Linked DNA regions of Homo sapiens: region 1 is linked to region 2. Evidence: chromatin contacts called from ENCODE Hi-C or POLR2A ChIA-PET data. All regions are on one chromosome and are shown on one strand. Each heading gives the region's core, a stretch centred on a gene start or an enhancer-like site at or near the end of the contact. The rest is flanking DNA. Distances are from core to core; before and after follow the strand shown.

Region 1 (3,837 bases), core at 318-2,817, 110 kb after region 2:
AAGTCACACATCTGAGAGGTCCTTAGGGGTATCAGTCTCATTGGAGACAGTGACAGAAGCTGGAGAAAGGCTGGGAGTGCAGCCCCCCAGCAGGAGGTCTCACCGTGGATGGGAAGAGACCTGAACCATCTTCAAATACTCTTACGTGTCCCATTTTAAGAAAATAGAACCAACGTGTTTCCAGCAAATTGAACACACATGGACATTTTTTAATGAACTCCAGTCAGCCCATCTGTCAAAACTGAAGATGCTGGAGAAACCTAAGACTCCTCTAAAGTTACAGCCAAAAAGATGTGATATACCTCCAAGAACTGCACAAGGGATGCTGCTAGCAACACTTCAGTGTTGTGGTCAACAAAGAAGTGGAGTAGAGGAGGAGTTTCTCTCTTGCCCTTCCCTGCGAAGATCGCTTTCCCCAGCATCGTTCCCAAAAATAGCAGCCGAGCTTTTAAAACACACACACTCCAGATCTGTGCTCCTGGGAGAGCTTGTTCAACTCACATCCTGCATGTACACAGAGCTCTAAATAGAGACTCCTAACTCTATAAAGGAATTCCTTTTAAGGAATCCACCCAAATCTGTTAATAACCAATCGTAGAATAAACACCAAAGGATCAAGTGTGTGTGTGTGTGTGTGTGTTTGCACGTGTGCACGCATGCACATCAGTGCATCTAAGTGTGTATGGGGGTGAGGGACCTTCTCCTTCCAGAACCTCCCTCCTCCCACTTGTCCTGCCACTGCTACTGCCTACTCTGTAGCATAAGGGCCTGCAGACCAACAGGAGCCCAGGCAGCAAATATCACTCCTGAGGGCCCAGATAAGACGCTGTCACTCACCACATACCAAAGAAAATGATATATATATAATATACATAATATATTCAAATATATACAAATTTGTATTTGATATGTATACATTAATTTTATATAGTGATTATAGAGATAGATGATATGTTATATATATTCTGTTTCACTGTGCTTACACTATTTTCACTGTAGAAAAGGGACAAATAGAGGCTGCGGCAGGACGGAAGGGTCACTTGCTTTTACACTGTGTAACTTTTTGTGGCTTTGAATTTTGTACTTGAAAAAATTAATTTGTGTGTGTGTGTCCTGCAGGTAAACTGTTGTCTTCTAAAAAATTTCTGCTTGACTTCCTAATCTCCAGCAGGGACCAAAACTTTTTCAGGAGCTCAGCAAGCCCTCCCCTCCCCACCCATCCCCAACACACATGTACTCACACACATGCATGTCACACACCCACACAACACACATGTACTCACACACATGCATGTCACACACACACCCACGCAACACACATGTACTCACACACATGCATGCCATACACCCACACAGCACACATGTATTCACACATGTATGCCACACACCCACACAGCACACATGTACTCACACACATGCATGCCACACACCCACACAGCACAAATGTATGAACACACATAGGCCATACACACCAGACACACACACCACACTGACACACACACACACACACACACATGCATTTGTCAGGAAAGAGCCTTTCACCACCCGCTGAGACCCCTCCCGCAGCATTTCTGAGCCCAGGTGCAGGGCAGGGCTCAGCTGGCCAACCAGGCCAGCATCAGGTCACAATGAACTCGCAGCATGGATAGGAAAGGCCCAAGTCCTCTAAGCCTCAGAATTCAGTGCCACCTAGAGGCTCCTCTGTTGCATGATTTCTCAATTCTGAGTGAAAAGACAGGCCCAGCCACTGGCCTCATGAAACAGGAGGTGGTCCCATGAGCCTGTAATGTCCAAAGAAGGCACTCATATTTCTTATGAGGACTTGAGAGATTGGGGCTGCCTGTCCGAGCTGCTGGCCAGGTCCCCAAGACCTGGAAGTGCTCAGTATCCCCTCGCAATTTTGCCACTCTACTCAGAGTGCAAACTGGTCAATCACTTCTGGAAACTATCTGGCAATATCTATTTGAGTTGAGCATGTGCAGCCCCTCGGCACAGCAGTCACACTCCTGATCTATACCCAACATATATGTGCATATAAAACTCCTGCCCACCCCAGCTCACTGAAATAAGGCCCCTGAAAATCCCAGCCCCTCAGCTGGGCCATTCCCCCTTGCAGGGAAAGGGCTGGAGGAAGCTGGGAGCTCATGTTGCTCCCAGGCCCAGCAGCATCGCAAGTGTGGATGGCTCCCTCCATCCTGCCCCCTCTCGGTCCCCACCCTCTGAAGCAGCGGTTCTTAGCCAGGGATGATTTTGTCCCCTGGGGACATTTGGCAATATCTGGAGACATTTTTGCTTGGCATACCCGGGGAAGAGGATGTACTGGCAGCTGGTGGGTAGAGGCCAGGGGTTCTGTGCAGCATCCTACGGTGCATTGGGCAGCCCCACGTGAAGGAGCATCCGGCTCCAAACGGCAATAGCAATGAAGCCAAGATATTGTGCCTTAAGTTCTCAATGGCGGAAGAGTGGGTGTAAATTATTACTTATTTTAAATAATTGGGCATTTCAGCTAAAGATTTAGAATTAAAAAATTCTATTACAGGAGAATTCAGTTCTAAGGCAGATGCATTTATCTTGCATTTTAAAAGAACAAAGCTGCCTAATGAAAACGGCAGAGTGAGACCATGCACTTCCTGGGCTTTAGATGCATCTTTTTCCCAGCCTGGGAAGCTGTTCCATTCTCCAGCGAACACCACTTACTACCTAATGACTGTTCCCCCATGGACCTGTGAGTGCACTGAAATCCAAAGTTCTTATGCTGGATCACTCAAAGGGATAAAAATACATTTCTACTCATTCTTTTCTTCCCTAAAGGCAATGTCTTGTTTATCCTTCCTTGTCTCTAAATAGATAATTTAATCAAAATGAACTAGCCAGATGATCTACAATAATCAACATTAGCTGTGAAAATTGTTTATGGAACTACTCGCTACCCAGCACAGATGTATTCACATTTCCTTCATAGTGCCTGGATTCTACTAGACATCACAGAAGCACATTCCCTACAAATTAGTGATTATATATATTCATTGTTTTTTTTTTGTTTTGTTTTGTTTTTTTTGCCAAATGCTTTCTAGATTGTTGCCCTATTTGTTGTTTAAGAAATGCTGACCCTTTTCACAAGACAGTGCTGAAAGCGAAGAAAGAAGTTCCTGCCCCTCCTAAAGCCAAAGCCAAAGCAAAGGCTTTAAAGGCCAAGAAGGCAGTGTTGAAAGGTGTTCACAACCACAAAAAAAAGAAGATCCACACGTCCCCCACCTTCCGGCGGCCCAAGACACTGCAACTCCGGAGGCAGCCCAAATATCCTTGGAAGAGCACCCCCAGGAGAAACAAGCTTGACCACTATGCTATCATCAAGTTTCCGCTGACCACTGAGTCGGCCATGAAGAAGACAGGAGACAATAACACACGTGTGTTCATGGTGGATGTTAAAGCCAACAAGCACCAGATCAAACAGGCTGTGAAGAGGCTCTATGATATTGACATGATCAAGGTCAACACCCTGATTTGGCCTGATGGAGAGAAGAAGGCATATGTTCCACTGGCTCCTGATTACGATGCTTTGGATGTTGCCAACAAAATTGGGATCATCTAAACTGAGTCCAGCTGGCTAATTCTAAATATATGTATACCTTTTCACCATAAAAAAAAAGAAATGCTGAAGGCTCCTTTACTGTTTTATATATTAATTCAAGTTGTTCAAATGCAATCCAACTAAATTTTTAATTTGTCTCACTGTTCTCCTCTTAAATAATTAAGTATTATCCTTTGGAAAACTGAGTTTGATAAAAGAAACCAAAATCCAACAACTCAAAATATCTCAGCAGAAACCAACATAAG
Region 2 (4,035 bases), core at 1,183-3,682:
TATTTTCGGCTTTTACTGGCCCATTTGGTCTTTGTTGCAACTGCTCAACTCTGCCATCAAAATGCAGGCAACAGCCGTGGATAATATGTAGTGAATGGGCATGAGCATTGTCTTAGTTAATTTTCTGTTGCTTAAAACAGAATGCCTAAAACTGGGTCATTTATAAAGAAAAGGAATTTATTTCTTACAGTTATGGAGGCTGAGAAGTCTCAGGTCAAGAGGCCACATCTGGTGAAGATCCTCTTGCTAGCCAGGACTCTCTACAGAGTCCTGTGGTGGTTGGTGCAGGGCAACCTGTGGTGAGAGGACTCAAGTCTCACTTCCTCTTGCTACAAAGCCGCCAGTTTCCCTGCCACTGTCTCCCTTCCTCTTCTTACAAAACTGCCAGTTTCCTTGCGATGATAAACCACCAATCCATTAATGCATTAATCCATTAATCCATGAATAGATTAATCCATTCATGAGGGCAGAGTTCCCATGCCCCCATCACTTCTTAAAGGCCCTATCTCTTAATATAGTGACGTTAGAGACTAAGTTTCAACATGAGTTTTGGAGAGGACATTCAAACCATAGAAGTGTGTTCTAATGAAACCACGTTTATGGATGCTAAAATGTAAACATATAATTTTCATGTTCCACAAAATATTGTTCTTCTTCTGATGTTTTCCCACACTATTAAAATATAATACTATGACTAGCTTGTGAGCCACATGAAAAGAGGCGGCAGGCTAGATTCGGGCTGTGGGCTGCAGTTCGCTGGCATCTGCTCTAGGGCCACTCTCTCAGTAACAAAAACGTGCATTCGCCTCTAATAACACGCATGTACATGTGACACTACTCAAACAGTGAGCAAGCTGAGACTGAAAAACGTATCAGTTGACACTCCAGAATGTTCTTGCTGAAATCCTTCAGTGGATCATCTCATAAAGTCCTGGGAATGCACGCTGAGGCATCCAACCTAGAAAATGAGATGAGAAACTCCTGTAAGATTTGAGTGTTCTGTTAGCCCACCATCTCCAGAGATTAAATAAATAATAATAACTATGGTGCATTCAACATCTCAATCTGAGATGTTTTAGTAAAATGAAGGCATGCTCGCATGTATTCACAAAGCCTAGAGGTGAGAAATAGAAAAGATCTCAGTATTTCAAATCTGAGTAGCGCTGTGCTTGTATCATTCAGCTCAAAATCTGCAGAAGCACTTAGACCAGTTAAAACTGTGCAATGCGGTCAAGCGTTCAAATATTTTATCTCGATCAAGAAGGAGGATGTGGGATGATGTGGGATGCCCTGCATCTTCCCCTCCCTTTTTTCCTGGAGGGTTTGAAGCCATCCCAATTCATTTTTTTCCAAAGTCTGACAATAACTCAGTGGGTCATCCCAGCCTTGGAACGAGCCATTCCTGGATGCCATGGAAATTGTCTATGGGGGATGCCTCCCCAGCTATCTTCTGCAGCCTACATCTGGACCAGTCAATAATCTGAACCCTCAGCTTTCTGGATGTGAATCTTTCCCCAGACTAGCTGAGAACTAGGGGTTACTCAAGAATGCACTAAACAATTCTTCCCCCACTACCCTGTACCTCCACAATCAAAAGTGTTAGGGGCCAGGCAGGGTGGCTCATGCCTGTAACCCCAGCACTTTGGGAGACGGAGACAGGTGGCTCGCTTGAGCCCAGGAGTTCGAGATCAGTCTGGACAATATGGCGAAACCCTGTCTCTACTAAAAATACAAAAAAATTAGCTAGGCGTGGTGGTGGGTGCCTGTAATCCCAGCTACTCAGGAGGTTGAGGCAGGAGAATCACTTGAATCTGGGAGGTGGAGGCTGCAGTGAGCGGAGATCGCACCACTGCACTCCAACTGAGGCAACAGAGCGAGATTCCATCTCAAATAAATGAAGAAATAAAATGAAAATAAAAAAGAGTGTTAGGAATAAAGCCTGTCAAATCATCATTACTGCTCCTAAGCATCTCTGGGTGCTTCTGAAATTGCTGTTAGGCTATTTGCAAGACACTGAACATTCCAGAAAGTGTGCTAGAGCATTGAGAATTCCCTCAGGGACTGTAGCTGCAGACCTTGCTCTCACATGCAAGGTGACCACGTGGCCTGCACGTTCCAGGACAGTGCCTGCTGCAAACAGTCTACCCCTTTACCTTTTACATAACTGTACTCACCGATCAGGAAAACAGACCTTGGTCAGACAGAAGCGATGGTCATAATCTCTCTGCAGATGGACTTCTAACTACATTTCTTCAAATTGCAACAAATGTAAATACAATCAGTCATACACACTCTATGCTACCACCTTCTCCCATTTTAGGGTGTTGAAAGCCCAAATTAATCACGGCTGGGTGGGGCAACTCACACCTGTAATCCCAGCACTTTGGGAGGCCCAGGCGGGGGTGGATCGCTTGAGTTTAGGAGTTTGAGACCAGCTTGGGCAACACGGCAAGGCCCCATCTCTACAAAAAAATACAAAAATTAGCCAAGCATGGTGGTGTGCTCCTGTGGTTCCAGCTACTCAGGAGGCTGAGACAGGAGGATTGCTTGAGCACAGGAGGTCGAGGCTGCAGTGAGCTGTGATCACACCACTGCACTCTAGCCTGGGTCATACAGTGAAATCCCGTCTCAAAGGAAAAAAAAAAAGTCACATGTGAAAACTTCTGGAGAGTCCAAAGACAAACACCATAGCTCATGGGCCATTAAGACAATCTGTACAAACACTCAATGAACCAATATGAAGACAGAAATCCTGGTGAATTGTATATGTATTCCAGAAGATTAAAATCAGGAAGGCAAAGGAAAATGGAGAGCTGGCACTTGGCACCCATGAAAGACCCACTTTCCCTGCCCTACCAGGTGGCATTTCTCCTTCCCACCCTCAGGATCAGCCTGGCATCAGCGATTATCTCAGCCCACTGAGGCCTGGATGCTGCTGGCTGATTTTTGTCTCTGCAGTCAGGAGCCAACCACAGGCCTCCTGAACCTCCAGCACCCTGGCTCACCCAGGACAACAACACAGATCAACTCCCAAATAAATTCCTCTCTGTTGTCCTGCAATGTGCTAATTGCCCATAATGAGCACATCATAATAATTAAGGATGACTACGCCAAACCTTTGACTGAGGTAGCAATCCTTCACCCACAAATGGCAAGGCCTTTCCTAAATCTTAATTAAAGAGCACACCAGCCACCTGAGCTGAGGCAGAGTTCTCCCACTTTCGAGATGGGGAAAATGGAGGCTCAGGGTGGCAGGTTTCTTATTCTATTCCATAAGGCACACTTGTACATTTTAATTGGTTTAAATTAAGTGCTATACATAACCTATAAGGAGGTTGTTAAATAAATTGCTTAGCCGTTGCAAAGAATGATAGGTAGTTGTAAAAATTCATGTTTTGAAGACATGGGAAAATGCTTGTTATGGAATTTTAAGAGAAATTAAGAAAGATAAGTGTTGTATTTGTAGGACGGTCTTGGTCGAGTGTGAAAATACCCGTGCTGGTGTGTGTTTGTGTGTATCAAGAGTAGATCATAATGTTAACACGGGTTCGCAGTTTCTTGGGTGATTCAAGATGAATTTTCATGTTTTCTATACTTTTTTGTCATTTCCAGATTTTCTACAACAAACATTTAATCTTTTATAATAAGAAAAAGATACATGTTTTAAAGATTTTTAAAGGTATTTTACTTTTTTTAAAAAAAGATATTTTAAAAGACTTTCCTATTCTGTTTTAAATCAGGCTCCTTGGCCCTCCCTTATTAACTCTTTAAATGCATGCAGGACATTCGCTCGGCAGCCTTCTTCTCCTGGGTCACCTGTACTTGGGTTTGTGGTGAATTGTCAAGCATGTCAGCGGGGTGGGACTCCTGCTTCAGGGGATGCCTCCCTGGAATTCACTCAGAGCGGTTGGGAATATCCAGCAAAGTCTGGGGATGCAATGTGTGGCCAAATCCCAGGTCTCCATCCAGAAGCCCCTGTGGCCCCTGCTCAGAGTCCATGGAGTGACCTTTGTGGCCACAGCTTTCCAGGAAACA

The links. Hi-C counts contacts between places; a loop is a spot of excess contacts on that map. ChIA-PET counts read pairs that join two places held with the same protein, here RNA polymerase II (POLR2A). Pooled maps may share reads with other maps.
Region 1: a loop to region 2 is called in a map of PC-9, with 4 times the contacts of the local background. The contact joins the enhancer-like site here to the promoter of LINC02940 in region 2. A Hi-C loop is called at or near these places in 8 of 168 maps with a recorded cell type or tissue (HepG2, MCF 10A, PC-3 and 5 more), 1 of 37 single-sample maps with no recorded cell type and 8 of 50 pooled maps. POLR2A ChIA-PET finds 5 or more read pairs at or near these places in 2 of 52 experiments (AG04450 and PC-9).

The regions. Positions count from the first base shown.
Region 1 is chr21:39,124,449-39,128,285 of GRCh38, forward strand. It overlaps the pseudogene RPL23AP12. Among named protein-coding and RNA genes, the nearest start is that of LINC02943, 42 kb to the left of the region's middle. RefSeq lists a silencer at 1,575-1,634. Within about 2 kb of position 1,568, at least 6 of the 41 ENCODE cell types and tissues checked have a DNase peak (open chromatin) inside an H3K27ac peak, as active enhancers do.
Region 2 is chr21:39,016,824-39,020,858 of GRCh38, forward strand. LINC02940 (long intergenic non-protein coding RNA 2940) reads right to left here and starts at 2,433. Exons shown (of 7, transcript XR_007067867.1): 1 at 2,175-2,433; 2 at 1-958. RefSeq lists an enhancer at 368-437.